Regions from separate parts of the Homo sapiens genome. Here region 1 is linked to region 2. A link is a loop called in an ENCODE intact Hi-C map of the cell type or tissue named here. Cell type or tissue: endothelial cell of umbilical vein. All regions are shown on one strand. Links, peaks and the distances in the headings refer to the core of each region. The heading gives the core; the rest is flanking DNA. Region 1 overlaps GRB10 (growth factor receptor bound protein 10). Region 2 has its middle 42 kb from the start of GRB10.

Evidence for each region. Hi-C counts contacts between places; a loop is a spot of excess contacts. Peaks named below come from ENCODE experiments on the same cell type or tissue, not always from the same donor. Only the 100,000 strongest peaks of a DNase experiment are listed, where the experiment ranks them.
Region 1: a loop joins it to region 2, with 2.2 times the contacts of the local background. A loop is called at or near these places in 1 of 110 quality-filtered maps.

The regions. Positions count from the first base shown.
Region 1 is chr7:50,717,734-50,733,661 of GRCh38, forward strand. It overlaps GRB10 (growth factor receptor bound protein 10), which reads right to left. Exons shown (of 19, transcript NM_001350814.2): 4 at 14,539-14,635. The coding sequence starts at 14,589. Among named protein-coding and RNA genes, the nearest start is that of GRB10, 57 kb to the right of the region's middle. RefSeq lists an enhancer at 8,606-8,775. In endothelial cell of umbilical vein, for the core only: no CTCF peak of the experiment used is centred there; a DNase peak (open chromatin) is centred at 9,508; H3K27ac peaks cover 1,764 bases.
Region 2 is chr7:50,817,014-50,832,941 of GRCh38, forward strand. No RefSeq gene overlaps it. Among named protein-coding and RNA genes, the nearest start is that of GRB10, 42 kb to the left of the region's middle. RefSeq lists an enhancer at 9,386-10,585. In endothelial cell of umbilical vein, for the core only: no CTCF peak of the experiment used is centred there; a DNase peak (open chromatin) is centred at 9,958; H3K27ac peaks cover 2,302 bases.

The sequences.
Region 1 (15,928 bases), core at 8,361-10,860, 100 kb before region 2:
TGTTTAGATGGAAATTGCTTTTTAGCACCACTTAGCCAAGGCCTCATTCTCTGAAATGAGGTTCTTGGGGTCTCTGGACCCATTGAGGAGCGATGGTCAGATACACAGATCGGTTCACCCTGTGCTGGTACCAGCTCCTGAAGGGACCTACGAGACGCAACCACAAGGCCATGGCCATGCTTTGCTTGACCCCACTCCAGACTGCTCAACATGCAGCAGGCCCAGTTCTGATCCCCCCAGGCAGAGACTCCTCTGTCACTCCAGGGAGTCCAAAGGGCCCTGGGCGCCCAGCAAAGGGAGGAGGCCAGGGACTCAGTCGGCCCAGACAATTCCAGCCCACTGACTAAGTGCCAGGACAAAGAGGGGACAGGGGATTCCCAAGGCAAGATCCGGAGGCTTGCGGAACTGTGTCCAGCAGGAAGGAAGAAAGGGAAGGGGATCCAAGCTCCCTCAAATCAAGAAGCCCAGTGCCCAGTTCAAGGGAGAATTAACAGAGAGAGGGGAGGCCAGTTTGGGGAATGGGAAAATGAGTTTGGTTTGAAATGTCCTTCTTCTGAAATGCTGGCATTACCTTCACCTCCCTGAATGCCAGTCAGCCATCTGCATGGGTTAGTTACCCATGCAGAAATCAGTCAGCCTCCAACTCCTCCTTATCCACCTATGAACTGCTTACTGATCCTGATTATTTTGCCTTCTACATCCACTTCCACCCACACTTTCTTCTCACGGCCACTGCGGCGCCCTCGGCTCAGGCTGCTCACTGCTGCTTCCTGAGCACACTGACTGAGATCAGTGAGAGCTCACTCTCACACGAGGATCCCAGAGTATAGAACTCAGGGACTCTCCAGCCTGGGTCTTAAACCCGCACTCTACATCTAATATTTCAGTTTTTGAGGACCACAGATCTAACTTTACTCCAAAGTAATTTGTACATTAAGGGCAGGTTTCAAAAACACATTAACACCCAGTTCACCAGGAGCCCAACGTTAAGTCCCGTGCATACTGAAATTGTAACCGTCGAAACCCTGAGAGCAGAGGTTGCCATTCACAGCTCTCAGGGTCAAGAGCGCTTAAGCAGCAAGAGGGGTCCTGCAATTACTGTCCAATGTCTAAGCTTGTTGAACCCCTCAAAATCTTTACCCAAGGGTGACACAGTCATGGATAACCAATCACAGAGTTTCAGAGACTTGGAGTATCCAACCTCTTGGTCACCCAAGCAGAAGAAAAATATAGTCAATCTTCAGAGAGGCTGATCCATTCAACAAATATTTACCAAGCAATTACTCTATGCCCAGCACATGAGTGTTTAAAGCAACAATCCTGCCCTATGGAGTTTGTATTTTATCTAAAGAAAACAAGTAGTGAGCAATAAACACACCATTTACTTGTTATAATCTGAGAATGCAGTGCTATGGAATAAAAGAACAGAACAGAGCTGGATAAACGGGGCGGAGACTGCAATTTACACAGAACACAAGGGAAGGCCTCACTGAAAAGGGGTCCAAAAGTGAAGACTGCAAGGAGGAAGGGCCAGGCCCACAGGTGTCCTGTGACACCTACATGAAGGAGGAAAACAAGGCAAAAGAATATCACTGCAGGCAGAGACAGAAGGCCCTGCAAAGGGAATTCATCTTAAGAGTGACCATCCTTTGAAGCTGGAAGCCATCATTCTCAGCAAACTAACACAGGAACAGAAAACCAAACACTGCATGTTCTCACTCATAAGCGGCAGTTGAACAATGAGAACACGTGGACACAGGGAGGGGCACATCATACACTGGGGCCTGTCGGGGGTAGGGGGCGAGGGGAGGGAGAGCATTAGGACAAATACCTAATGCATGGGGGGCTTAAAAACCTAGATGATGGGTTGATAGGTGCAGCAAACCACCATGGCACATGTATACCTATGTAACAAACCTGCACGTTCTGCACATATATCCCAAAATTTAAAGTAAAATTTAAAAAATAAAAAAAAAGAGTAACCATCTTTAACAATTACACGGATGCCACTTTCTCCATGAAATAAATGCTACAACCAGCTCCTTACATTTCCACTACACTTTGGAATTTCCTACCAAGAATGACAAGTTTTGTTTTTCCTGTGAGTTTACTCCTTTTATAGGTTTTTTTTTTTCTTAAGTCATACTATCAAGTGATCAAATCCGAGTTCCTGCATGCTACGCAGGATCTCTGGCACCTAGAAATAGCTGGTGGAGACACATTCTTCTGCCCCCCACTCCAGCTGCTGGGAGCGGGGCTGAAATCCTTCACAGAACTTGAATGCCTCTCAACAAACACCAGAGAACCCCTAGCAGAGCTGCAGGCTGAAGCCCATCTTCAGATAAAGAAACACGGTTTCCTACCACTTTTCCAGAAACACTAACAAACACATCAACTAAGTCACAGAAAGTTCAGTAAGAGGAAAAACTAAATACAAGCTAAATATTTACTTTCTTCTTTAAGATCAATGATAGGAAAACCTCACAAAAGTTAAAAATAATGTTAATAATTCATATCACAGTCACTTCGAATACTTTGTTTCTAGTTAAGATGATAATAATAATAAATGTACCAGTAGCCAGTTTCGCAGAGTCTGCTTGAAACACACATAAATATTTAACAGGTTCTGGGGAAACTGCTAAAGTGACAGTATTGACTGCATGATGAAAACTGGATCGCAAACCCTACCTAAGTGACCCCCTTTGTCGAGACTCATAACCGGTGGCAGCAAACACAGGTGATGAGGCCCATCTGACACCAGGCGCCAAAAAGGCCCAGAGAGCAGAGGACAGGCACATCCCGGACGGGGAGCCCAGCACATATGGCAACACTTAAAACCCCAAGGAAAAATAACAGTGAAAGCAAGTCATCCCAACTAAACATGCATGGTACAGGAATATAAAAATATAATTTAAACATAGTTACCACCTTAAAAGACCAGACACTTCAATCAGAAAGTAAGTAAAGAAGCTTATGTTTAAATTACTCTGTATGCTTTTAATAAAAGGAATAATTTTAAGGTTCCTCTCTCTGCCAAAGTACACCATTAAAAAAAAAAAAAAAGTTGCCGTTTCCTAAATTTTCATCAATGTATTTACTGCTTGTTTAAAATAGCATTTTTCTCTGCCTGGCTGTCTAAAGCACGATATTATCCAATAGCTTTTCTCTTCTGCAACTGAGTGAGCAATCACAGAAGCTGCACGGCACCCAAATCCAGTGCAGGAAATTGTCGCAATAAATACCCTCTTCATCCAGGTGCCAGAAAGAAAAGAAAAGAAACGCCCTGCTTCATTGAAAAGTTTCATAAATTGTTAACATGAACACCACATACAGTATTTGCCATATTCAAACAATTTTAACACAGTAAAGGTACCCAAACACGAAACTATTTTAAACTTTCCTGGAGAATACAGTAGTCCCCCCCTTATCCTGGTTTTACTTTCTGCAGCTTCAGTTACCCACAGTCAACTGTGGTCCAAAAATATTAAATGGACAATTCCAGAAATAAATAATTCATCAGTTTCACACTGTGTGGAGGAGAGTGATGAGATCCTGCACCAACCCGCTTTGTCCTGCCCAGGATGCGACTCCTCCCTCTGCCCAGGATGCGACTCCAAGATCCACGCTGCAGGCGCTGCCTGCCCATGAGTCACAGAGGAGCCGTCGCAGTGATCATCAGATCAACTGCCGCGGATCACAGAGCTTGAATTCAAGTAGCCCTTACTATACTGAATAACAGCGCCAAAGTGAAGAGGAACAATGCTGGCCATTTGAGTATGCCAAAGAGAAGCAACTCATGACAAAGTGAGCCCACCCCACCTGCTACCACCTTCTTGCTCTGCTGGCCCAAGCCCCGGTCTGTTAGCTCTTGTCTCTGCCCCTCGTAGGGCTCTGCAGCTTGAGAATTAGGTGTTCTGACCTGGGCTGGGGACGGGGTCTCACCTCACCATGTCACCCATTCCCCACTGGGTAGGGGCCAAACAGAAGGGTGATAGGTCTCCACTCTGTCCTCAAGCAGAATCTGGGGTGGCTGAGGATGGGGGAGGACAGACGACAGCATAAGGAGGGGTCAGGCAGAGGGAGGCCCAGGACTGGCTGCAGGAATGCAAGAGAAGGCTCCATGGGGGTGTGGCAGGGACTGCTGTGGGAAGGGAAGGTGTCTGGGCTGAAGTCCAGGGAAATGGCCCAGGCCAAGAAACGGAAGAAGAAGACAGCGCGTGGAGCGGGGAGAAGGGAGCAGAGCAGTTCAGTATTACTGGTGGCAAAGGAGAGCCCAGGCTGCTGGTAGGGAGGATCAGGCCAAAGACAGGCTGAGGAGGCTGGCCCGGTCACTATGCTACCTCCTATGCCCTCCTCTCCTGTCTCTCCTGCACCCCAGAGGCAGGGTGTACCACGGGCCCAGTAGCTCCCAGCTTCCCAGGCTGTCCCCCACCAGCTGAGCCCCGAACCCTTAACCTGCACCACGCCACAGCCCCTCTGCCCTGCCCACTCTCATGCCCACTCAGGAGGCCAAGGACTGGCCATAAACTTACGTTCAAGGACTTCCTGCAAGGGTCATTCCAAGATCCAAAGCGGCTTCCTAAGGTGATAGAAAGGTCCCCTGGAAGGCCCCAGGGTAACCCCGCCTGGCACCAAAGAAGTGTCAGGGCAAAGATGTTGGATGGCACAGACAGAGCAGCTCTGAGAGCATCTGTAGTCCCATGAGCTTGCAGCAAGGTGGGAAATTCCATGTGTTCGAAGATTTCAAAGCCACAGAAAGCACATTCCCATCTGCCAGGAGAACATAGTTGATGGGGGCACATGGGCAGCAACAGCTTCAAAGCCCTGTGACAAGCACTCAAGAAAGGGGAGTCCAGGGTGAAGAGGTGACAGAACCAGTGATGCGAGCCAGGGTGACAGGGCCCAGAGTGACCGGATGATGGGGGATGGACTATGGGGGAGAATGCCAGGGTGACAAGGTGACAGAGTGATGAGGTGGGGTGACAGGGTACCGCCCCCTCTCCTTCCCCGACATTACTTATACCTGGCCTCCAAACACACAGCTTGTTCTCCATAAAGCCTCTCCTCAGAAGCTGCCCTCAATGTCCTCCTTGGGTAGGGTTATTTTTAATCCCATTTCACCCACCTTAGGTAAAGATAGCGCTCTCAGGATTAAGTTGTTTCTCTAGATGCCCTGGCACTCACCCCTCATACTGCACAAGCTACAAAGGCCACATTTACGCCTTAGAAAGCTGAAAAATCCATATAAGTACCCTGCAAATGCCAAGAACCTGACCTCAAAGACCAATTTAATTGGAATTAACACCTTCACAATGTCGAAAAATAAAATACATTTATATAAAATTTACTTTTCTTTTAGTGAAGTTCTGAAGGGACAAGTAAAGCAAAATATAACCTTATAGCTATTTTTTCACAATACCAAGTAGCTTTTTTTTCTTTAAAAAAAGAGAAAAGTTGCAGTGAAGCAATGATGTCCTTGGCAGTGAAGGACTCAAATTCCAACTCTGTGTCCACAGACAGAGGGGTCAGGTGTTTCCTTATTTAGAGTCATTAAACAACAGGTACAATTCTCCTTCCTCTATTACTTGGGTACATCCTTTAAGCCCCGGCTATGTCTTACACACTTCTGTATTCCCAGAATGGGCAACCACAAAGAAACTGCCAATCATTTCCTCATTGTCCAAAGAACGAAATGTTCTAATGTTGTTTGGTCCCATCTTACAAATTAGCTGGGTTTCAGCTGAGGTCTGGAAATGAAGGATGAACCCCTCAGCCAGTACCCCAGAGCCTGCTAAACCAGAGTCTGGGGGCAAAGGAAGACGATGAAGGGTTTTTAGCGATCCAGCCCCTTGGATCCCAGGAGCAAAGGCCCTGTTCAGGGTTCCAGCGAAGTGCCCCTGGTCAACTGGGATTTCCTAAGGCCCCACTAGTTGGGTGGTCCCTGGAGGCTCTCATTTCATAACAGTGCAGGTATAACTGTCAGCCTCACACGCCTGAAGCGGTACTGGGATTCAAACCTGGGGCCTGCATGCCTCCTGGGCTGGCTCACCTCCCGCTGGCCACATGACCCTCCAAAACGGTGTAGACTCTTGATGGAGAAAAGACTAGAACAGCTGCTCAAGGCAAACAGACATAGGAAGGTGGGAGGTAGGTCACACTGAGAGCTACAGAGGGACCCACAGGCACCCTCCAACCTTCACGCCCTAGTGCAGTGGCAAGGAGCTGGTTAAGGACGGTTAGCAAAAGCACAGCGGAGTCACATCAGGCCTATAGGGAAGAGTGGACAACACAGTGGGAGGGCACAGATGCTGTCCCCCATGATCCGCCACTGGCTGGAGGCAGTGGACTCGCACGTTCCAGCAGCGCCTGAGGAAATCTCACCATGCACAAATGACACACCAAGGCCACAATGGGTCATAAACGCAAAGCTTCAACTTTGCAAACTGGAGCTGCCAAGGACAGAAAAACCACAGGCATGACTGTGATATCCTGAGATAGCCAAGACTAGTGCTTCAGGAGCCACCTGCGGGGAAGAAGCAGTTTTTGCTGTCCCTGTCAACCTGTCAAGCACGGATACTTCACAACTCACATAGCAATGAATTGCCAGAAAGTAAAATAAAACAAAAATACGATACACACCCACATTTTTATTCTTAAGTTCAACATTCAAATTGCTATAAAATCTCTAAACACATTTTCTCAATGTCTCTACTTATCATGAACTGGAAATAAACACGACCTGGGACACAGCAGTGGGTGCATGAAGAGACCTTCCTTCAAAAAAGTCAACATTGTGCTACAATGAGGGATGGGAGGATGGGTCCTGAAGGGAGAGCGTGAGCCGCCCAGCTCTGAGCTGGTCAGTCTCATCTGAAGTGTTGATTAGTTCTGGTCCTTCCCCTTGAAGAGGGCTAGGCAAGACAGGAGAAAGGAAACAGGAAAAAGTGCCACAAACCCCGACAAAGGAAGGATGCCTGAAGGAGCTGGGGGCTGGCTGGGTAATGACACATAACTTCAAACGCAGAGAGACGGAAGTGATTTGCTCTGCGTTACTGACAAGGCCAGAAGGGAGCACAGTCAATGTTACAGGAGGCCCATCTTCTGACCACAGATAAACAGCCTGTCCCTGAGGGTCATGAGTTCCCTTCCCTTTGGTAATCAAGTAATATGACTCTGTGCAAAGAAAACAGTTGAATCAAGGATTCATGCTCCAACCAGGTACGCCATGATGCCTTTCCAAGTCTGCGTGCGCTTGATACTGCCATCTCTCCTGGAAAAACACTCCCGGCAAGGTAGCTGTGCCTGCTGCCTGCTCTGCTGGTTACCTGCCTGCTGCCTGCCCTACCTGCTGTAATGGCGACTGATATGGTTTGCATTTGTATCCCCGCCCAAAATCTCATGTCCATCCCCAAGGTTGGAGGAGGAGCCTGGTGGTAGGTGACGGGATCACAGGGGCAGATGTCCCCCTTGCTATTCTCATGACAGTAAGTTGCCACGAGACCTGGTTGTTGGAAAGTGTGTAGCACCTCCCCTTTTGTGCTCTTTTCCTCCTGCTCCAGCCACGTAAGACTTGCCAGCTTCCCCTTTGCTTCTGCCATGATTTTAAGTTTCCTGAGGCCTTCCAGCCATGCTTCCTGTACAGGCTGCGGAACTATGAGTCAATTAAACCTCATTTCTTTATAAATTACCCAGTCCCAGGCAGTTCTTTATAAGCGGTGTGAGTGTGGACGAATACAGTGACACACACACAGCAGGTAAGTTTTGGTTTTTGTAGGTCTAGTAGAAACTTTGACACTTTACAACAGAAAAGGCAACCATCTGGTCTCATAAGTAAAACAAAAACAAAGACTTTGATAAGTGATTTCACAGTAGCTTCTGGGCAGATAGATGGCAAAGGGAAAGTTGATTACTAACATTGAACTTTCATGGGATGGAAAATTAAAAGAACACAAATATTTCTGTGGGGATTTAACCCCCATGATAAGTAGGAGGAAAACAGAAGTGGGATATAGGTATCCCTGATTAGATATGTCCTTCTAAAAGGCAGTGCAAAGTCATAGACCAATATTGTGTTCTGCTCCTCCACTGCTTATGAAATCTTATGAAAAAGATAATCAACTCTAGCACCCCCAATCAAATAGATATCTGCACAGCCAAGCACACGGTGCCAAGGAAAAACCAGACAGTGGAATGGTTAAGGACATAGGCTTCAGGCTTGACCCCGTACGCCTGATCCCTGATCTATCCCATTACAAGCTGTGTGACCTTGGGCAACTTACCAATATCTGCAAGCCCTGGTTTCCTGGAAAAAAGAAATAGAAAAAATAACACATCCAGAATATTTGCCACAGTACCAGAGAGAGGATAAAAATAACACAGGCTGGGTGCAGTGGCTCACCCCTATCTATAATCCCAGACCTTTGGGAGGCAGAGATGGGCAGACTACTTGAGACCAGAAGTTCAAGACCAGCCTGGCCAACATGGCGAAACCCCATCTCTGCTAAAAATACAAAAATTAGCCAGGTGTGATGGTGCATGCCTATAATTCCAGGTACTCGGGAGGCTGAGGCAGGACAATCGCTTGAACCCGGGAGGTGGGGGTTGCAGTGAGCTGAGATTGGGCCACTGCATTCCAGCCTAGGTGACAGAGTGAGACTCTGTCTCAAAAAAAACAAAAAACAAAAATAATACATAGAAAATATGTGATAAATATAGTTGTTTATATTATTCAAAAAAAATCAGACTTTAAGCCCATACTTGAGGATGATGATGTTTGAGAAGATTTAGGCATTAAAAAGAAAAGCACTGAGAATAAATATATACATATTTATGTATTTTTATTTCCATTTATTTACTTATCTGTCATATTTCATTGATTTTAAGACATGCCCCACTCCCCATTTTAACATTTTAAAAATGCAAACACCTTACGATCAGCACACATGACACATTTAGGGACAATACATAATAATCTTTATTTCAACTGAAAAGCTGTTGTTAAAACTGACTTATGGCATTTCATGATCAAAGAAATTCAATAAGTCCAAAATTGCAGGATACAAATTCTATGTTTTATTATAATAATTCTGAGGAGGAGATTTTGGCATTTGGACAAAAACTTGTTCTCCTCAGTCTCACCAACATTAAACATAAACACACTTCACAGAGACGAATGTACCTCTGTTACTCAGTAGGAGAGATGGTCTTTTTCTGCTTTGATAATCTCATCTGCAAAGGGGAGAACATGAAGGTCCCCACCGCGTAGCATTGGCAGGAGAGAAAATCCAAGTAAAGTCCTCAGCATGATGACCAGCATATAGTAAAAACCTCAGTTTTCTCATTTATAAAATGGGTATCATGAAGGTACCCAATTCACAGAGTCGGTGGAAGGCTGAAGACAAGGGAAGTAAACAGGAAGAGCTTAATCTTTTCCCCACTGCCAGCCTCTGAGTGGTCAGCTTGCAGGCTGTCGAATATGTTAGTTTTACAGTTCTAGCAGGAAATGACATGGGATGGGGGATTAATCACCCTCCCCTCTACTTGTCTGCACAAAGCACACCACTGACAGCATCCCAGGTCATGGTGGCCCATGGTTGGTTGTTGTACCTGTCTGTCTCCCTCCAGGGCTGGGAGCTCCCTGCAGGCAGGGTTGACATCTTGTTCACCTGGTACCCTAATACCCAGCCATGGTCTGCCAATCAACTGTTCATAAAATGGTAAGCGAACAAACAAATTAGTCAAAGTTACTTAGAACATTTAAAGAATAGAGTTTTCAACTGATTCTGTTAGTTACAGAAAGTGTAAACTATTTACTAATATGTAATTAACTACCTAGGATTTAAATAAATAAAGCCAGTTAACAGCAATTTGCCAGATCAATGAAAAGTATTTTCCCAAACCAAATGCCATCTATTTGTTTTAAGTGAATATTCACATGATTTTAAAGACTTAAAAAGATTATAATCTCAAATTTACATAAGTATCGCACAAATCACTTAAAAAAAAAAAACTTACATTCTTAAAAATAATTCTACACTCTAAAACAAAAAAATCACATACCAGCTCATCCAAACAGTGGCTCACATTTAACAGGGTCTTTTGTGTGCTAAACACAATGCCAAAGTTTATATAAGTGTCTTCCAATTTTCACAATGACGCTGAAAACAGAAGAAATGTGGAGAATTTAAACACCATGCCTAAAGCCATGCAGGTGAATAGTAGTCAACACACTGCCTGTTTTACCTCACAAAATATCTCCATAACATAGCTGCTGTTCCTAAGTTCAGAATCATAACCTTAAATGACTTGGAAAACCATTTTAGGTAAATGTCCTATCAGCTGGAACAGTCAAATAAAATTTAAAGAGAGACATTTCAAATGATCTTCGTAACTTCCCACCTCAAGGGTTAAGAGTGGCAGGTACTATCAACAAATTTCTTAAAGAAAATGTAGTCTAATAAAATGTTCTTTAGCCAAAGTATGGGGGGGGGGTGTAGTACTTAAAAATGAAAAACTACAGAATCACTCTTTCACTAAAAATAATAATAATAATAACAACAGTGACAGACTTTGGGAATGGAATTCATTTCCAGGAACTGAGCCCAAATCAACTCTCGGAGATGATGTCATCTTTCAGCTCCTCCACGCACTGCCAAAAGATTAAGGAATCTAGGGCACCCAACAGAAAATCCAAAGCTGTATGTGATCAGCAGATGAAGTCTCATCTGAGGACTGTTTCTAACCCAGAAAATGGGGAGGAGATGAGCTGATACAAGGAGGCCCCCTTGAGCCTCTGTCCATCCAAAAAGGTTCATTCTAGCAGTCAGTGTCCCAGAAAAAACTTTCTTCTGTAAAGGGTCAAACACTACCCAACTCTGCTGATGGGGCTTGGAAGCAGCCACAGACAATACAAAACCCAATGGCCAAGTTCCAATAAAACTTTAATTTTATTTTTTGAGACCGGGTCTTGCTCTGTCGCCCAGGCTGGAATGCAGTGGCACGATCTTGGCTCACTGCAACCTCCACCTCCTGGGTTCAAGCAATTCTCCTGCCTCAGCTTCCTGAGTAGCTGGGATAACAGGTGTGCGCCACCACGCCTGACTAATTTTTGTATTTTCAATAGAGACAGGGTATCCCCATGTTGGCCAAGCTGGTCTCGAACTCCTGGCCTCAAGTGGTCCACCCGCCTCTGCCTCCCAAAGTGCTGGGATTACAGGCGTGAGCCACCAAGACCAGCCTCCAATAAAACTTTATCTGCAAAAGCAGATTGCAGTTCGTCAAGCCCTGCACTAGAAGAGTAGGTTCCCCGCCTGAAGCTTCAGGGACACAGCACTGAAATGGAACCACAACACACATCTTGTGGTGTCCTGGGGCTGGACAGCGTGTATGTGCACTAATGCTGTTGCCATTATCTCCACCAAAAGCTGAGGCTCTGCAGGGCAGGATGGCAAGGAGAGTTTCTAAGATGGCTCATTTCTAAGCATGATTGTTTTTAATTCAGAAATCAGAAAACTATGAAAATAAAAACATTGCTTTTGGAAATTCAACAGTAAATTTAATCACCTACATAAAATTCACATGCAAGTTGTTTCATTTCTAATGCTCAGTTCAACATTGTGTACGGAAGTTTGTAGCCAAGCACATTTTATTTCCTATTTTGCATTTTTCTGAAAGATAATAAATGTTGCTTTTATTTACCATAATTTTGTCATAGGTGCATAATTCCTTCTTCAAAAGCCTGGAGGCTGGACATGGTTAAGAATTAAGAGTTTTGGGGAATGGAGAATGATAACACAGTGTCCACATCAATGAACACAGATGTGCAGGGCCCAGAGGGAGCTCCATAAACCCCATCCCACTTCCCAGGCAGACCCTGTGTTCGGCAAAGCTCTGGACTCTGCCGTGGCATAATAAATGAGGAAATTTCTTGCTTCAGACCTTTTGATTTTAAAAATGGCAGACAATGAGCTATAGGACCCTACTAACGGAGCCCCCCCCGAAGACCAAGGCAGCCGGCCCTCTCTCCCCCCGTTGTCCCATTTTATTTGCTTCAGAATTAGTATCATTATTCACAGCTATCTCACTTGCCAGTTGTTCCATGTCTGTCTCCTCCACTGGAATCCAGGAGCCCCAAAGATCTGTCTGCCGAGCTCAAAGCTGGCTCCCTAGCCCAAAACATGTGCCTGGTACCTGGCTGGTGCTCTATCAAAGAATTAAAGATCACAGCCCTTGACTCAGCTTCTAAAGGATGACCAGGCGCCGGGTAATTTAGACATATTTCCTCTAATCCCTGCTACAACCCAGATACCACTAACCCTTTTCTACCAAAACTTCGGTATGGAAACTGCGGTAGGGAAAGTTGCAGGATTTCTCCAAGGTCAGAGAATTATGATGTGTCACATTCTAAAGGAAAAACTTAAGTCTTAAAAGTGAAGTGGGTCATCCCCAACCTTGCCAGAACCCCTCCCCAACTGCTGCCCTCCAACAGCAGGATGATTAAATGCATACAGTAATTTTGGTGCTTCTGTGCATATTTTAAAAATCACATCAGTGACTCACGGACTGAACCATCTATCTAATCCAAGCCACTGCTGCAAGTGAACAGCTAGAATTAGAAAATTATTTGTATGTTGAAGGTTTTAAGAATAAATTTTTCTCTATAAAACTCTGGAGATTTATCTAATTATTATAATATAATTACGACTGCTCAAGACTGGAACCCATTGTAAATCATCCCATATTCTGAGAAATTCTGGAACTGTCATCTTATTTTCCAGGAACAAGGGACATATGCCGCCAAGTCTTGCTGTCAAATTTTTTAAAGAGTAAGACAGTGCTTTCAAATGGCCCTGAGAAGCAATGAGTATTTCCTCAAAGCATGACAGCACATAGCAGGGAAAGCCCACCCTTCCTTCCTGACTTCCTGGCTCCAGGAAAGCAGCCTGGGGCATCGGTGACTACAAACACCTAACAAGGCCATCAAGGGAGGAACTGACACAGCTTGTAAGTCTGCCACTTCTGTAGGTACCAGCAGGAAACTGGAAATGCCAGGAAGGGAAGGGAAGCTGACAGAACCTCTGTGGCCATTATCTGGCCCTAAAAGCCTATTCTATACCCAGCCGAGGACAGCACTACGAAAATGACCTCAAGAGAGACTTTCCCTTGGGGATGTTCTTTGAGCTCACTGACTGCACTCTCTTGGGACTGAGTAGGAAGTGGCAGGCAGGGGTGAAGGGTGCAGTCGGGCCCGGACAACTAGCTAACACTAACTGGCCACACGAGAACTGGACTTGTGACCTGTGGGTGCAGCACAGAGCTTTAATCAATGGGGGGAGGCAACCACAGCCTCTTTAAGAACAAGAAGACAATTATGCAGAGGGAGAGGCAGATGCCTGTTCCAGAGCTCACAAACTACACAGACTCAGGGGTCACCACCAAACTTTGCAGTTCGCTAAGGTTTTAATCCTCTTTTCTGGCTTGTAACCAATTTTGGCTTTGTGTCACATTCGACGATTAGAATGAACGGTATTCCTAATCTTCAGCCTTTCTTCGAAGGCTTGCTTCACTTAGATACCAAAAAAAAAAAAAAAATGTTCAAAGGCATCTTTTTGCAGCCATAATGCTGTAGGCAATTTCTCATCACAGTAGCTAAAAAGAGACTTCACAGACTAAGAGAGAAAATAAGTTCAAAGAAGTGCAAAAAGCTGACCACAGCCTGAACATATAAAAGGACTTCCAAACCTAGGACTGCTCCAGCCGAAAAGTCACAGGCCTGGGAGAGATGGTGTAAGTACTTCCAATGACAAATCACGAGTAAGGATGAACCAGGATTCGCGAATCAAATCTAAAGAACCAAAGACCATCCCCTAACAATGAATCTGTCTACACCAAGTGAAAGTTCAAATAAAATCTGTTTCAGAAGATGAAGGGAACTTGCAGATGAAACTGTTCTAGCAGCCCATGAAGAAGAGCTAGAGAAAGTGAAGGAACAGAAATGAACTTGTTCTCCCACAAAATTCCACCTAGGGCTCTCAGGAAAGGAAAGAGCCAATCTGTGGAGAGGACTCCCTCTAGAACATCTGTTAAGACACCAAGCCCTTTCTCCTTCCCACTCCCTCACGCGTGAGCACATGTGTCCAGGTGAATGTCCCGACAACCACCATCACTGCAGAACCCGTCATCAGGAGTGTCTGGCCCGACCCAGAAGGTGAAAAACACAGTGAGTGCTTGCTTCATTCCAAACACGGAAGCCCGGCTCTCAGGGGGCAACTCTGTACTACAACCAAACTCTTTTAGAAAAGTACGCACAGTCAAACGGGAATATGACCACGCTATCTTACAAGGCAAAGCAAGACACAGAAGACCGAGGCAGAAAGGGCAGTGGGCCTCTGCACCATGGGACTTGTCACCAGCCCCTGCTCCAGCGTGTCCTAGTGACCTGAGAGCTACAGAAACGATCCATGGCTGCTGGCGACATGTGTGCCCTGGCCCTCGACCAGCACCATCGGGCCAGGATCAGATATATGTGCTCGCCCATACCTGGTAGTACGGATGGTGCAAAAAGGAATCTGGGCAGCCGGCTAAAGCCATGGGTTCCTTCTGCCTTCTTCAAATTACATTTACTGCGCTGCAGCACCTGGAATAAAGACAGACTGTGAGAAGCCAAGCCAGAAAAAAAAAAAAAAATCCACTACTTATGGCTGGTTCAAGTGTGACATGTCTGAATGGGCAGCTCTTGGTCTTAGCTTGTAGGTTCAGTAAGGACACTTGCTCGGGGCACCAGCTTTTTGCTGACATGCAGAGATGGTCCCCAACTATGGTGCCCTGAGAGGTCATCTGTGAGGTCAAAAGTCTGTGGGGTAGAAGGGTGCCCAGAGTGGTGAGGGTGACATCAGACCCTCTAAATTTAACTCACACATTCCCAGCACTCTCCTGCACTGCCTCACCCTTCTTCCCTATACCATCTATTAACACCCTGCAAACTTCATCAAGCTTTCGCAAATAGGGATTCAGACAAATTCCAAAGAAGCCCAGAAGGGGTTGTGTGTGTGTGTTTGGGGACAGGACCACAGAACATCATTTGAGTGAACACTAGCTCCACAAGCCATAGAACAAATCGGAATTCTCAGTGGACATCCAACCTGACAAACTCATTACATACTCTCCCCTGTGGGCCACGGCACCTAGTACCGAATAAAATGAGGGATATTAATTCTAACAATCAGAATAACAACAACAAAAATCAAGACAAGACCCTGTTATGGGATGAACTGTATCCTCCCAAAGTTCCTAAGCTGCAGCCCTAACTCCTAGTACCTCAGAATGTGACTGTATTTGGAAGGAGGGTCTTTAAACACGTCACTAAGTTAAAATGAGATGATGAGGGTGGGCCCTAATCCAATACAAGCGGTGTTTTTGTAAGAAGAGAATATTAGAACACAGACTTGTACAGAGAGAAGACCATGTCAGGACACCTTGAGAAAATGAACATCTGCAAGCCAAGGAGAGAGGCCTCAGGAGAAACCAAATCGGCCGATACCTTTGATCATGGACTTCCAATATCCAGACTGCGGGAAATGGATTTCTGCTATTTAAGTCCCCTCGCCCCCTCCCCAGTCTGTGGCACTTTGTTATGACAGCCTTACTAAACTAACACAGACCCAAAATATAAAATCACTAGGGAATTCTCATCACAGCTAAAAGGAACAGAAGCATCCCAGATCTGTAAAATTTACTACCAACCATGTTTTCTGCAAGAGTTTCTCTAGAATCCCTCAAATCACCAAAGAACGCCCCAGAACACTTTGCTGGGGCTGAAAGGAAGCAGTCAATAGCAGTGGAAGTACTGGCACAATGAAGGGAGCAGGTCCATGACCTGGCTCAGACGTCCCCAACCTACTCAGTGAGAACTGTGCCCGCATCCACCCTT
Region 2 (15,928 bases), core at 8,887-11,386:
GCAGAGACTAGAATGGTGGTTACGGGGCCTGGGGGTGGGAGAAGGAGGAAATATGATGATCAATGGGTACAAAATCTCAGATAAATAGGAAGAGTATTTTTTCTTCTTTTTTGAGTTCTATTGCAGAGCATGGTGAATATAGTTAATAATAGAGTTTTGTACATTTCCAAATTACTGAAAGTAAATTTCAAATGTTCTTAGCACAAAAAATTGTTTAGTATTTAAGGTGATGGATATGTTAACTAGCTTTTTTTTTTTTTTTGAGACTGAGTCTTGATCTGTCACCCAGGCTGGAGTGCAGTGGTGTGATCTTGGCTCACTGCAATCTCCATCTCCTGGGTTCAAGCAATTCTCCTGCCTCAGCCTCCCGAGTAGCTGGGATTACAGGTGCCGGCCACCATGCCTGCCTACTTTGTTTGTATTTTCAGTAGAGACGGGATTTCACCATGTTGGCCAGCTGGTCTCAAACTCCTGACCTCAGGTGATCTGCCCACTTTGGCATCCCAAAGTGCTGGGATTACAGGAGTGAGCCACCGCACCCGGCCACTAGCTTGATTTTATTATTCCACATTGTATTTATACATTATGTCACTCTTTATCCCATAATTATATACAATTATGAATTGTCAATTTACAATTTTAAAAAAGAAAAAAGCTGAGGCTCAGAAGAGTTACCTGACTTTCCCACAGTCTCTCCACATTCCACAGGAAACCATGATTTCAGATGTTTCCTCAACTCCAAGTCCAGTGTCTTTGCACAGCAAACCTTACAGCAAGGACGTTCTTTCTCCCTCTTGGCCTCTGTGCTGTTCTTGTCATACATCTTACTCCATGTTGTAGACCTCATAAAACATTTTTATTTGTTTTGGTTTAAATAGTCAATTATGTTTTTAAAATATTTTTTTAAATCATGAAAAAGTTATTTTATATTTGCCCACCTATCATTCCTGATACTCTTCATTCCTTTGTATAAATACAGATTTCCATCTTTACTGTGATTCTGCTGGTAATGAATGGTTTGGAAGCTTTTTAGTGCCTGAAAATGTTTTTATTTGCCTTTATTTCTGAAAACAAATTATTAGACTTGGAACTCTATAAAGAGTTTTTTTTAAAAAAGATGTTGTTTCAATGTTTCTGGTTTGTATACTTCCGACAAGAAGTCTGCTGTTGTTCCATGGATCTTGTCTAGTTTTTAAATTGTTTCATATGGGAGGGTAAATCTGGTTCCTGTTATTCTATCTTGGCCAGAAGCTGAAATCCTTTTCTCAGTTTTGAGTCCTTATTAGTAGTGACCTTTATCATGACCTCAGGCCTCTGTCATTACAATAATAGTTTTAGCATTTGCATACTGTGTTACTCGGGTACCCGGGAACTTTTGAGTCACTTATATGCACTACATAGACCATAGGTAGCCAAGAAAAATGCCATGAGCTCAGCTGTCTATACACCTTCCGCTGTTGTCTTTGTGGTGGCCGCATGCCAGGTTTCCTCCAAAGATTTGCAACCTCCTCTGGCATACTTCCCTACTAGTTCACTCACTCAAGCACACCAGTGGCACTAAAGGTGGAGAATTATATTTGGCGGAGGATTCAGTCTCCATCATACTCTCCTCCCAGCCATGATGCTGACATCTGGACTGAATTATGAAGCAGATACTTCACATCTTGAGTGTGTGAGGCTTAGAGAAGGCGATGGGTACCAACACACTTAGAAATCATAACATTCATTGAAATAGAATATAATATTTTGTACTTGCATTTTATTTGGGTGTGTTTAATGGCTGTAGGTTATAGTTTAGAACATACAAATAAAACACTTTATTGGATTTATGGGGAGCCAGAGATGCCTGGAATTTCTGCTCATGGACCCTTATCCAGTTCAGGGATTGGCACATCCCTTATGCAATTACACCTCTACACCTTACACCCCTTAAACATCTCTTTCTCTACCCAACGTAGTAAACTATCTCAAATAATCTCTGTCTCAGACCTTGGCCGGAGAAGTAAAAAAAAAAAAAAATACTGAAGTACAAATCAGGGGACAAAAGCTGTGGCCCTTGGAAAAGAATATCGTCTCCAGGTGTGTACTGTTTGACTTACACTTTGCTTAACAAATGCCCACATGGTCTTTAGGCAGAGCTGTGTTCTTTAGTGCCGGTCAACTGCTTCCTTGTCCTTTACATGTTGATCTACCTGACTTCTGAAGACATCTGACCCTGACTATTTAAGCAGAAGCCACTTTGTTGAGGGAAAGGGAATCTGTACTTAGGCAGGAGAGGAGTTTCTCCAAGGGCTGGTGTTTTCATGTTGTCAGTTAGTAGTTTGGAGTTTATTGCCTTCTCTCAGGCAATAGGTACAGTCCTTAAGCACTCCCTTTGATTGGAATACTCATCTTTCCAAGCTTACTCGCTCATTACTGTCCCACTCGGCCACTCTGGATTAGGACTTTCCCTGCCCTCCACCATGCTCCCAATGCTCTTTTAAGCATCTCTCCTTGTTTCAGTCTTACATATGTTTTGCATCCTTATTTGATCTTTCACAGGTGAGAGAAATGAAGTCTCATACCTGATGTGTTTCTGTTTGTTCTCTTAATGCGCCTATGGTAGTTACTTCATGGATTTTGATGCTGTTATTTTTTATTTTTATTTACTTATTTTTTTGAGATGGAGTCTCGCTCTGTCGCCCAGGCTGGAGTCCAGTGGCGCGATCTCGGCTCACTGCAAGCTCCACTTTCCGGGTTCACGCCATTCTCCTGCCTCAGCCTCCAGAGTAGCTGGGACTACAGGCACCCACCACGACGCCTGGCTAATTTTTTTTGTATTTTTAGTAGAGACGGGGTTTCACCGTGTTAGCCAGGATGGTCTCGATCTCCTGACCTTGTGATCCACCACCTTGGCCTCCCAAAGTGCTGGGATTACAGGCGTGAGCCACCACGCCCGGCTTGATGCTGTTATTAAGTGTGTACATATTTATCACAGTTAGATCTTAGTGCATGTTGTACCCTTTATCATTGAAACATGACCTTCTTGGTCTCATTTAATATTTCTTTGCAACTTTTCTGTATGTTTGAAACCTCTTGTTATAAAAATAATTGTTGAAACTAGTTGAAGGTTATTTAGATATTCATTGTTCTATTCTTTCAATTTCTCCATAGGCTTTACGATTTTCTAATTGAAAAGCTGGAACGTGGGAGGATAACAACATGGAAGCTACTCAGAGTACATGTTCAACAAATGTGAATACTTATGGTTTTGGGAATATGTGGAAAGTGCAAAACTTTGGCTCAAAAGACCTGCATTCAAATCCTGGGTCTACTACTCACATAGGTACCTTCCTTCCCTGAGCCCCAGTTCTTTGCCTGAAAATAGAAGCAAGCAACCCAGAGGGGTTGTTGCAGTCCTTGAAGCAACATATGTGAAATTGGTAGATATATAATAAGTACTCAGTAAAAGTGACTTTTAAATCCTATCAGGGGCAATGCTGTAAGAAACATGCGATCAGTTTTTAGGCTCAAAAGTCCCAAATTCCAATCCCAGCTCTTATCACCTGCTCTGTCACCTCAGACAAACCATCTGACCTCTTGAATCTGGTTCTTCATCTTCAAAATGATATGCCTTGGAGCATGGTTATGAGGATTAGATGTAATAAAGTGCATAAAGTGGCTGCATGAGAGTAGGTATTTAATAAATAAAAGTCATTACTGTTGGCAAGATGTCACTGTAGGTATTTATCAAACACTTAATATAGCACTTATTAGGTGCCAGGCACTATTCTATATACTTTTAAAATATTAACTAAATTAATTATCAATTAATGCATAGTCCTACAATGATCCCAGTTTTACTCATGAGGAAACAAGCACAAAGAGACAGTAACTTTGCCCAAAGTCACACAGCTGGTAAGTGGGAGAGACTGGATCCACATATAGGCAGTCTGGCTCTAGAATCTTTGCTTTTATTTGCTACTCTCCCTCAACATCAACATTAGAAAAGAAACATCCTCATATCTAAGGAATATCTCTCCATGTTCAATGATTGATTAGTTGGTTGAGATCATTTTGATATAATCTAAGTGTGTGTTTTAGATTTTCCAGGGAAGTTCATCAGTAACCCTAGCTTCTCTAGCAATTCTGGCAAAACAAACAAATAAATAAAATCAAATAAACCTGGCTCCAAACAAAATGAAACACAGAAACAAACAAAACAATAAAGCCTTCTGATGGACGAAAATGTGGATGTAGGACAGCTGAAAAATATTCTTCCTAAAATTATCATTAGATGGAAAATCTCAGGTGGTAAGGTGCAGAGCTACTGGCTATTAAAGCCTATCTTTATCTGCAGATTCATCTGCCAACACATTAGAATGGGCCTCTTCGAAGCAGGAGGAGACACAGCGGGTGGGCCATGAGGAGAGTCACGCCAAGGAATCTTCTCTGTGAATCAGCTCCTTTGGGCTTCAGTAACCTGGTAAGGTCCAAAAATCATGTGGAAAGCGGGCACCCCTATGCGTGTGCTCCCTGAAGGAGAAGGAAAGAGACAGCATACTGTCAGCCGTGTTGTTATGTGCACGCTGACAAACTGTGGTACGTGCTCCACGTGGAGAATGTGGAGGAGAGGGGATTGCCTGGAACGTCATTGTAGGGAAAGGTCCTTTCCGGCTGCAGAAGCTGAGTCATCTGGGGACAGAACCATCATCTCACTTCCAGCCAGATGAGAACAACTGTCTTTGGTTGCTCACAGGGCACACTGTAGCTTTAGACAGTGACAAACTATTTGACCGGCCAACACCAAAAAAGTATTTTGAGCTTATGGAAAGTTAGTATGAGATCATGCACTGCTAAAATATAAAAGGGGAGCTCAGATAATGCCTGCAGTGACAGGCACACAAATGGCCGGTGTCATATATCGCCTTTATTTGCAGACAGGCTTTTCCTTCAGCCTGATCAGGCTGGTGTCTGATGTTAGCACTTGGGATCAGCTTTAGAAAAAGCTGAACTGGGGAGGAGATTCATTGGTCATAACTATTGAAAAGAAGACAAAAAGATTCAGAGTCTGTAATTTTCCCACCCACATTAAGTTATTTGGATAAAAGTCCGCCGTCATAACCAGTCTGAATTCACTAAAAATAACGTACATCTGAGAATATTTCCACAGGTTTGACCACTGGTTCCCTAAGAAAAAGAGCAGAGAATACAGTCCAGTACCAGAAAGTTTAGGATTTAGTTGACATTTATTGCAGGAGATTTATCGACTCATGAGATAAATATTGACCAAGGCAAAGTCAAGGTTATTACTTATCTTCAAGAATAATAAATCTTGGTATTCTCAGTGACACAAAGTCAATATGTACGTTGCTACATAAATTCCAAACGAAGATTTTCATTGAAACATCTGTAAATCTCTCCATCATGACCACGAGAGTAGCTTTTTAAAATTTGCTATTAAAGGGAAATGGATACCAAGACCTGATGGGAACATCTACTGTTCACCCCTGTGAAACTAACCAGGTGGCCTTAATTTTCATTGTGATGGAATCCCTGATTAGTTCATCAAAACATAGTCCAGTCATTGTTAGTTGGTCTTTATTGTCACTGATTCCAAGTAAAAGAGTCAAAATTTTCTCATCCCAAGTAAAAGGCAGAATGAGCCCATATATTCTTGACAACCACTATATTTCAGGATAAAATGTAGTCACTTTTTAAATATGTGCAATAGATGAATTCTAGTAAGGTTGAAGGAGAACATGAAAGAGAAAGAAAATGGAGTCTTGGTGGCATGTGTAAAAGATCGGCTTCTAGGACTCGGTCCTCCACCTTTTCTCTTCAACCCATCCAGAAGCACTCAGCAGGCCTTTACTAGAGTATGCATGAGTAGGCGAGTATGCATGAGAATAACTGGTGACTAACTAGACTATGCACTTAACCCTCTGTAAAAATCAGTGGAGATGCAAAACAATGGAAAACCATGGCATCTGTCCCGAAGAAACTCTTCTCCAGGGAGCTTTGTGTATGTCAGGGCCAGTATTTGCAATTTCCTGCCTTAATCTGGGTTCTATAATTTTTGGTCCTCAAGAATGTAGGTGGATGCATCCGTGTGTGACTGCATCGTGCCTGGCAGCCTTTACAGAATTTTGGCTGTGCCATGGGAGCCCAGCTCCTGACAAGGTTTGCTGCCACTTCTGACCTGTGAGTTGACCCTGACCATCACCCCCTTCACAGCCTCTTTGATTCCATTCTCAGCATGACAGCCACAACACCTGTTATGGTTTAAGATCATGCCCTCTGGTAAAGCCCTCTGGTGGCTTCCCATCTGTGTTAGTTTCTTAGGGCTCCCATGACGAGGTGCCACAAACTGAGAAGCTTAAAAAAACAGAACTTTATTCTCTCACGGTTTCAGAGGCTGGAAGTCCAAAATCAAGGTATCAGAAGGGCCACGCTCCCTCCAAAGGCTCCCGGGCAGAATCCACCCTGCCCTTCCATCCACTGTGCTCCTTGGCCTGTAGCTGCATCATTCAATCTCTGTCTCTGTCATTCTCCCTGTGTGTATCTGGTGTGTCCCCTCCTCTTCTTTTTTCTTTTGAGACAGAGTCTCGCTCTATCACCCAAACTGGGGTGCCATGGTGCGATCTCGACTCACTGCAATCTCCACCTCCTGGGTTCAAGCAATTCTCCTGCCTCAGCCTCCCGAGCAGCTGGGACTACAGGTGTGCGCCACCACACCTGGCTAATTTTCGTATTTTTAGTAGAGACGGGGGTTTCACCATATTGGCCAGGCTGGTCTCGAACTCCTAATTTCGTGATCCACCTGCCTTGGCCTCCCAGTCCTCCCTCTTCTTATAAGAACACCCATTATTGGATTTAAGGCCCCTCTGTTTCCAGTATGACCTCATTTTATCTTGATTACATTCGCAAAGACCCTGTCTTCAAATAAGGTCACATTCACAGGCACCAGAGCTTAGGGCTTGAACCTATCTTTGGGGGACACAGTTAAACCCACCACACCATCTTACCCAGAATGAAAACTGACCTCTTTGTTCTTGCCTCCAAGGCCCACTCGTATGGCTTCTCCCTCCCTTCCCAACACCCTCTCAGGCACCCTCCCCACTGATACTGCTCCATGTGTACTTCCTATTTCTTGAGTAGGCCTTACTCTTTCTCCCCTTGAGCCTTTCTCTTGCCTTCTCCCTCTGTCTGTAATAATCCTACCCTGGTCTCCAAACAGCTGACATCTTCTTCTTCAGGGCTCTGCCCAGAGAGCCTTCCTGGGCCACTCAGCCTAAGTGCACCTGACACCTCATCTTTGTCCTATCACTCTGCTTGCTTGCTTCATGGACTCACTCCTGCCTGAAATGATGTTTTAAAATTTGTTGTCTTATTTATTCCCTTTCTCCTCCACTAGAATGTAAGTTTCAGAAGAGCAGGGACCTTGCCTGTCTCAGTCTTGCTCTATGAGCAACTGCTAGAACAGAGCAGACCCTTACCTAATATTTGTTGAATGAATGAGTAGTCAGTTTCCTCTACCGTGGCCTTGAGGAGGGGACATCCCGAATCCAGGAAACCTCTACTATCAAGACACTGGTCTCTAATTCGTGGGGACATTTTCCTTGCTTTTCCAAGCCTTCTTTCATGCCTCTTACACACCTTGTCCTTGGGATACCACATGGAATATAAGTTCAGTCCTGGAGCATTAAGAATTCGAGGTCTTAAGGAAGTTTTGGCTATTCATGTGCATTTATTTTGGCATTAAATTTGTGTTTTAACTATTGGAGGGAAAATATATTGAGACTTATTTGGTTGCTTTTCACTTATTTAAAAGCATTTAAGATTTACTTCACTTTACAATTCTATCAGTTTATTGCCTTTACAATTCTATCAGTTTATTGCCTTTCTGGAGTTTTTATTCTCCCAGTCATATTCCAAAATGACCCAGGATCTGAAAAAATTCAAACTGAGTGACTGTCCTCAACCTCATGTCTTGGGATGAGTCCTATTTACTCAGTGGGTGGGCTTTGCTGAGCTGTCTGGGTTTGAAGGATGCCTCACCACTTGCGGCCCCTGAAGATCAAAGCAGTCCATGCTCACTGTAGAGTAACCCTCAGCACAGAAGGGTACGATGCAAACACCCAGCCTTCTCACCCACGCCTCCTTCCCTGCCTGCCCCGTAAGGAACACCTATGCCCCAGGGCTCATCCAGAAAACAGTTTCTTTTGCATCCTTATAGATGAGTTCTTTCAATCTCTCCAGGCCACAGTTTCTTTGTCTATACCAGGGCTCAACTAATATTTTCTGCAAGGGGCTAGATAGTAAATAGTAAATATTTCAGGCTTTGCAAGCCATATGGTCACACTCTCTGGTGTCAAAGCAGTCGTAGACAATATGTAAATAAATGGGCAAGGCTATGTTTATAAAACTTCAGTTATGAACACTGAAGTTTGAATTCGGTCTAATTTTCACGTGTCACACAATAGTCTTCATAGATGTATTTTTCAACCATTTAGTCACATAACAACTGTTCTTAGCTCGTGGGCCCTATGAAATCAGGTGGTGGACATGTTTGGGCTGAGACCCCTGCTCTACGGGGGCATAAAACGCACAATATTGTGAGAATTCAGGAGCACGAGCTTTAACTAACAGCACAAGGCATATCACGTGAGAGTCATTCAGTGGCTGGTATTCACTGATCTCTATCAGAGCAGAAAACAGGTGCTTTTCGTGAGTGAAAGCAGGAGGCTGAAGGCCCACTGCACTTTTCTCGTGGGTGATTTGGGGTCTCTAACCAACACCTAAGGCAGCAAGCCATTTCTCCTCAATCCCTGAGTTACTCTGGTAAGGGAATCAAGTTTGCACTGCTTTTCATACTTTCCCCCACTAAATTTTATTATTTCCCTTTTGTTGGTTCTTTCTCTCTCAATTCTCTTTTCTAAGCTGACTCCATTTCTTTTCTGGAAATTTTCAGTATTGTGGGGCCTGGGTATTAGGGATTAGGAACACTTGCAATCTGAAAGCCTGTGTCTTAGGAAGGTGTATGCAAAGGGAATAAGTGGAGGGGAACCCCCTGTGAGCTGTGCAGACCAGAACAGGTTTTTCTCCTAAGGTAAGGGTGTTCAAGAGGAAAAACAATGTGCAGATATTAACTCTTCCTTGAAAGTTTGTTATGTAGAGTTAAAGATTGCAGATTACAGGCTTTAGAACCAAACTGCCTAGGCGCTAATCACACACTCAGAACCACGTGACTATAGATAGTCGCTAAACCTCTCAGATTTGGTAGCCTCATCCATAAAATTAGCGTGGTAATCATAATAGCAGATACCTCAATGTTATTGTTAAGATTTTTAAAAGTTAATATATGCATAGCCCTTAAATCAGTGCCTAGTATGGAATGGGTAATCACTGTTAATTTCTCAAACTTTTTATTTTGGAATAATTTTAGATTTAGAGAAAAGCTGTAAAGATAATACAGGGAGTTTCCCTATACTCTCCATCCAGTTTCCTGTAATTGTTAACATCTTACATATCCGCAGCATGTTTGTCACAACTATGAAATTAACACTGGCACAATACTACTAACTAAACTCCAGACTTTTTTTGTATTTCACCAGTTTTTTTCACTCATGCCTCTTTTCTGTTCCAGGATTCCATCCGGGATCCCACAGTGCATTTAGGCTGTCTCCTTAATCTCCTCCCATCTATGCCCATTTCTGGGACTTTGTTTCTTTTTCAAGACCATCACCCTTTGGAGGAGTGCTGATCAGGCATTCTGGATGATGTGCATCGCTTTGAGTTCGGCTGATGTTTTCTGTGATCGATTGGGGTTATGTTTTGGGGGTGAGTGCCATGGGGTGAAGTGCCCTTCTCATTGCCTCGCCTCGGGGGCACATGACTTCACCATGACTCAAGTCTGGTGATGTTAACCTTGAGCCCTTGGTTGTGGTGGCATCCGCTAGATTACTGCATTGTGAAGTTGCTATTTTTCTCTTTCCATACCCTTCTAGAGGAAGTGAGTCACCAGGTCCAGTCCACACTCACTAGGAGAGCAATGAAGCCCCACCTCCTGGAGAAGTGGCTGCATCAATGCTCCCCTGTATTACTTGTGGTGCTTCTGTGAGAAAGATTTGTCTCTTTTTCCCTATGTATTTGCTTATTCACATGTTTACTTATATTGGCATAGACTCATGGATTGTTCCAGCTTTGGCCATTGGGTACTGTTTCAGGATGACTCCTGTGTGCTTTTGATGTGTTCCTATTTTTTAAAGCATGTCCTCTGATGCTACAGGATGCTTCAGGCTGATCTGGAATTTCCCTTAATTCAGTTATTAATTCAGCCATAGGATTGTATGAGGATGCATGACACAGGGGACTTTTATTGTTTGGTCTGTCCAGGATCCCCCATCCCTGGAAGAACTCATCTCCCCATCCCTTGTGGTCCTAGGTTGTCCATCAGCACACCACCCCCAGTGGGCCACAGGAGGAAGGACTGATGCAAAGGGTATGCATTTCCACAGGGCCAGGAGGGCCTCCCTTGAGGTGGCTATGTGTATGTTGGGAAGGAGAGTTTCACTTTCCCTGTGCTGCTAAACTGGGAAGCTGGTGGTGGCCATCTTCCCCACTTCATGAGAGAACTTGCCTTCAGAAGAAGCCAATACAACAGGAGGCAGAGCTGACCTTGAGAGAGAGCCCTGCCTGTATGACAGCACCTCCCATCCAGCTCTTCTTGACACTCTTCAATGTTCCACCTACATGGACCAAGACACTCCAATTGCTTTTTAAGCTCATTGTGCATATGACTACATGAAGTACCTAGCATGAGGACCACATCTTTCTGCCAGTCCGGCCCTTCATAGAATTTACACCCCACCTACTTCGATGGACACCAAAATATAATCCTCACACTTGACCTAGACACACCCATTATGCTGATTGAAACAAATCAAACTTTAAAAGCACTTCAGAAGACTACTTTTTAGAATCTAGTAATCACCCTTGATTTATGCTTTATGCAAAATTACACAGATTTTTAATGAATTTTTGCACAAATCTAAGTATAAATACAGATGCTCCTGAACTTACAATGGAGCTACTTCCCAATAAATCCATCATAAGTTGAAAATATAGTGAGTTGAAAATGCATTTAATACACCTAACCTACTGAGCATTGTAGCTGAGACTAAAACATTCTCAGAACACTGACATTAGCCTACACCTGGGCAAAATCATCTAATCCAAAGCCTATTACAAAAAGTGGAGAATATCTTATGTGATTTATTGAGTACTGTACTGAAAGCGAAACTAAGAATGGCTGTATAAGTACTCAAAGTACAGTTTCTACTACATGTGTATCACTTTTGCACCATTGTAAAGTTGAAAAACCTTAAGTTGAACCATCGTAAGTTGGGGATTATCTGTATATCACTTTAATAAGGCGAAAACAATACTACAACCTAATGATCATAAAGATATAGTGGAATAGGTACATTTATATAAGTAATAGAGTAAAAGGTTATACAAATCAACATCCATAAAATTGTGGGATTTTTGATCTAATAATCTCACTTGTGGATGTAACCTAAGGAATTTAAAAAAGTTTTTTTAAAGACAGATTCATAAGTTTTTTGCAGTCTGATTATTTAATAGAGAAATATGGGAAACAATTTATGTGTTCCACAATGGGGTCTTTTTTTTTTTAAGTGAAACCTTAACTCTTTGAAATGTTATATGATTTTTAAAAATTATAAACATGAAGAAACTCAAGCAAGATAATGATATTTATTATGGAGGCTGCATTACTCGGGACAGGTTAAGTTATTATGACTTAGAATAAGGGCCCCCAGGAGTGTGTGGACAGAGGAAAGGGATGTGAGGACATGGTGAGAAGGCAGCCGTCTATAAGCCAGGAAAAGAGCCCTCACCAGAAATGACACTACCTGCACCTTGTTGATCTTGGGCTTCCAGCCTCCAGAACTGTGAGGAAATAAATTTCTGTTGTTTAAGGCACACACAGTCTGTGGTATTCTATTCTGGAAGCCTGAGCTGACTAACACATGGGCAGAGAGGTACAAGCCTAGCATACCTCCGGAAGTGAAAAATACTGGAAATAATTGATGAACAGCAGTGATGTCTACTAAAGAGGATGAAATAAAAACAACAAAGAAACAAAATAACAGAATACATCCTTGGTGACTTAATAGCTGTATAATATAGTTTCATTTCTCCCTGGCCTTTAATACTATATCTTGTAAATGTTTTATTGAGATACAATTCACATACTATAAAATTCACCCTTATTGAGTGTACAATACAGTTAATTTTTTAGTGTATTCACAAAGTTATGCAACCCTAACCACTGTCTAGGTCCACAACATTTTTATCACTCCAAAAAGAAATGCCATTAACAGTCACTCCTCACTTGCCTCTCCTCCCAGCCCATGGAACTAGTTGTCTACTTTCAGGCTCCATAAGTCTGCCTCTTCTGCACATCTCACGTAAATGGAACCATATAACCTCTCAGCTCTGTCTCATCAAATTATGGAGTCTTCTGGCATGTGGGTTCCTCCCTCTGCACTGTTACCTGGGAGCTCTTTCAAGAGAGGGGCAATGTTAAGGCTTGCATGGTTTGCTTCCTGCCTCATGGTGATCACTGTCCTGCATCAGGTGGTGTCTAGTATCTTGAAAGCTGATGGTGTTTTTAACTTGTTTTATTGTTGTTGTTATTATTTTCATCAAGAGGATAAATGTGATACCTGTTACTCTATGTTGGCCCAAAGTGGAACCCTACATTGCATTTATACATTTTACACATTTTGCTTTCACATAAGACTGTTTGAATAGTGTGTTCTTCAGCTCGGCTACAAAGTTTGAACACTTTTTTTTTTTTGAGATGGAGTTTCACTCTTGTTGCCCAGGCTGGAGTGCAATGGCATGATCTTGGCTCACTGCAACCTCTGCCTCCCATGTTCAAGCGATTCTCCTGCCTCAGCCTTCTGAATAGCAAGGATTACAGGCATGTGCCACCTCATCCGGTTAACTTTGTATTTTTAGTAGAGACAGGGTTTCACCATGTTGGTCAGGCTGGTCTCGAACTTCTGACCTCAGGTGATCTGCCTTCCTCGGCTTCCCTAAGTGCTGGGATTACAGACGTGAGCCACTGCACCCGGCCCAAGGTTTGAACACTTCAGATGTAGAGCTGTGATCACAGTAAAGAAAATGGAGGAGGAAAGAAATGGAGGAGGAAAGAAGAGACCTGGATTTTATTTTTTTATTTTATTTTATTTTTTGAGATGGAGTCTTGCTCTGTCGCCCAGGCTGGAGTGCAGTGGCACGATCTCGGCTCACTGCAACCTCTGTCTCTCAGGTTCAAGCAATTCTCTGCCTCAGGCTCTTGAGTAGCTGGGATTAGCCACCATGCCTGGCTAATTTTTGTAGTTTTAGTAGTTACGGGGTTTCACCATCTTGGCCAGGATGGTCTTGAACTCCTGACCTCGTGATTCACCTGCCTCAGCCTCCCAAAGTGCTGGGATTACAGGCATGAGCCACAGCGCCTGGAGAGACCTGAATTTTATTGTATACAGTCCATACACAAAACTCGGGTGCAACTTATCAAACTCCAATTCATCTTCCAAACTTTCTCTTTCAGAAACACTTCCTATATGAGGTCTTCCTGCAAATGTCTGCACTGCCCTCAAATTAATCATTCCACCTTTGTATCATTTTGTCCAGTTTCAATATCTTGTGCATATTTGTTATTGCTTGTATTATAATTATTTTTGGCCTCATTTTTGTCTTCTTTGACTGCAAGCTCCATGAGGCTAGCAGAATGTGTTATATGTGTTTGGTCTGCAGACTTACCGTGATACCTGGCTCACGGTAATTGTTCTATAAATATTTTTTGCACTAAATTGTATACATATCTTTTATTTCACAAACTACGTCCATTATGTAAGCAAGCTAGTTTTCCTTCTCTTTTAGTAGGAAGAGGGAAAAAAAGTGAAAAATATCAAATGTTTTGCCTAAGATGAATGATCAGGAAATTGGAGACAAGGACGGAAACCCAGCCAGGGCTCTAGGTCTTCCACATCATTTGCTTCTCATGAGCAGTACTGTCCAGCAGAAACTTCTGTGAGGATACAAATCTTCTATATCTGTGCTGTCCAGTATGGTAGCCACTAGTCTCATGTGGCTACTGAGCACTTGATCAGTGTGACTGGGGACTTCCATACTTAATTTAAACTAATTTAAACCTAAACCTAAATAGCTACATGTGACCATTGGCTACCATATTGGACAGCCCAGCTCCATACTGTTGAAGACAGAGCCCTTGTCTTTTTCAACCCTTGAACTGCACATGCTCAACAGAAAAGAAGTTCTGAACCTGAGGGGTTTTTTGTTGATTTCTGAACAAAGAAGAAATTCAACAAAAGTGTCCAACCAATAGTTTTGCCAAACAGAAAGAAGACTGTCTAAAATAAAAAAAACCAAGATGAAATTTAGGAAAAGTAGATTAAAAGATCAACAATAAAAATGATCAAGTAAATAAGTGTTCTTAAAAACAGCCATGAATTTCAAGCCTTGGCAAAGAGTAGTTTGACCTTGAGGTTCTCTGTTCCTAAGTGACTTCCATGGTAAGCGTGGGTATGATAAACACACACACACACAAACACACAAACACACACACACACACACGAAATTGGAGAGGAGGAGGAGGATTGGAACCCAGCCAGGGCTCTAGAGCCCTAGTCTCATGACTTTCACATCATTTGCTTCTCATGAGCATTATTGTACAGCAGAACCTTCTGTGATGATGAAAATGTTCTGTATCTGTGCTGTCCAATATGGTAGCCACTAGTCGCATTGGCTAATGAGCACTGTATAAATACAGATATAGGTATAGACATATGTACTCTTAAAATCTCTTCAATTGAATTGCCTCATACTCCACTTAAGGGGCCATCCATGTTAAAGGTAAGTTATGGCCTCAGCAATGATGGCCAAGCCATTCTGATCTCCTACAATGTTGGGGAGATCTCCTTTGCCCTGCCCAGCTTGTCTGTCTCCTCTTTTTGAAGGGCAGTGTGCTGCCCTTCAAACGGTGCTGCCATAACAAGCCATGTGGCTCAAACAAGAGAAATGTATTGTCTCGCAGTTCTGGAGGTGAGAAGTCGAAGATCCAGGTGTCGGGTTGGCAGGGTTGGTTCCTTCTACGGGTGCTGAGGGAGGTCTGTTCACATGGTGTGGGGAAAAGAAAGGATAGCAGGGGGTTGCCATCAGCGTTGAGGGTGTCTGTGAAGCCCACACTTTTTCCCACTGTGGGGATGGGCTCTGCGCATATGACATTCACCTATCTTCTGTCCAATGTGGATTCCTGGGAGAAATTCTGGAATACATTAGCACTGGAAATTCAGAAATAGGGTGGAGAGAATCTGGTCAGTCTGAACGGAGGACCATGAACTTGAGGCTTCAGGGATGGTTGTATTTAACCAAAGAGGGTGTGGAGAGACTGCGGGGAGCAAAAGCCAGCCCGAGTTGCATTTCCTGCTCCCTGTTTCCGAATTTCACTTCTATCTGAAATCTGCACGTGTGTCCTTTCTTTGGGTTTGTGGAGATCACCCAATATCCTGCCCAAAATTCCATTTTTTCTTGCCCAAAGTCATGTCAGGTGGAATAGCCTTTTGCAACTGCAAGTCTTGGCTGAAACTCAGAAGCAGACAGGGCATGGAGCACAAGAATAGGAGGGTGGAGTATCCTGGACAGTGAGCACCTGCTCAGAGCAGAGATTAAGTTTGAGAGGACTGCTCCTTTTCTCTCCACACCCCCAAGCAAGCAGTAGGTGCCTTTCCAAAGAACAGGTATTGCTCCGTGGTTTCCAGACCAGCTCCAGTGAGTAAGACGAAGCTTTGTTTATCATCACTTCCCCACCCAAACCACACTCAAATAAGCA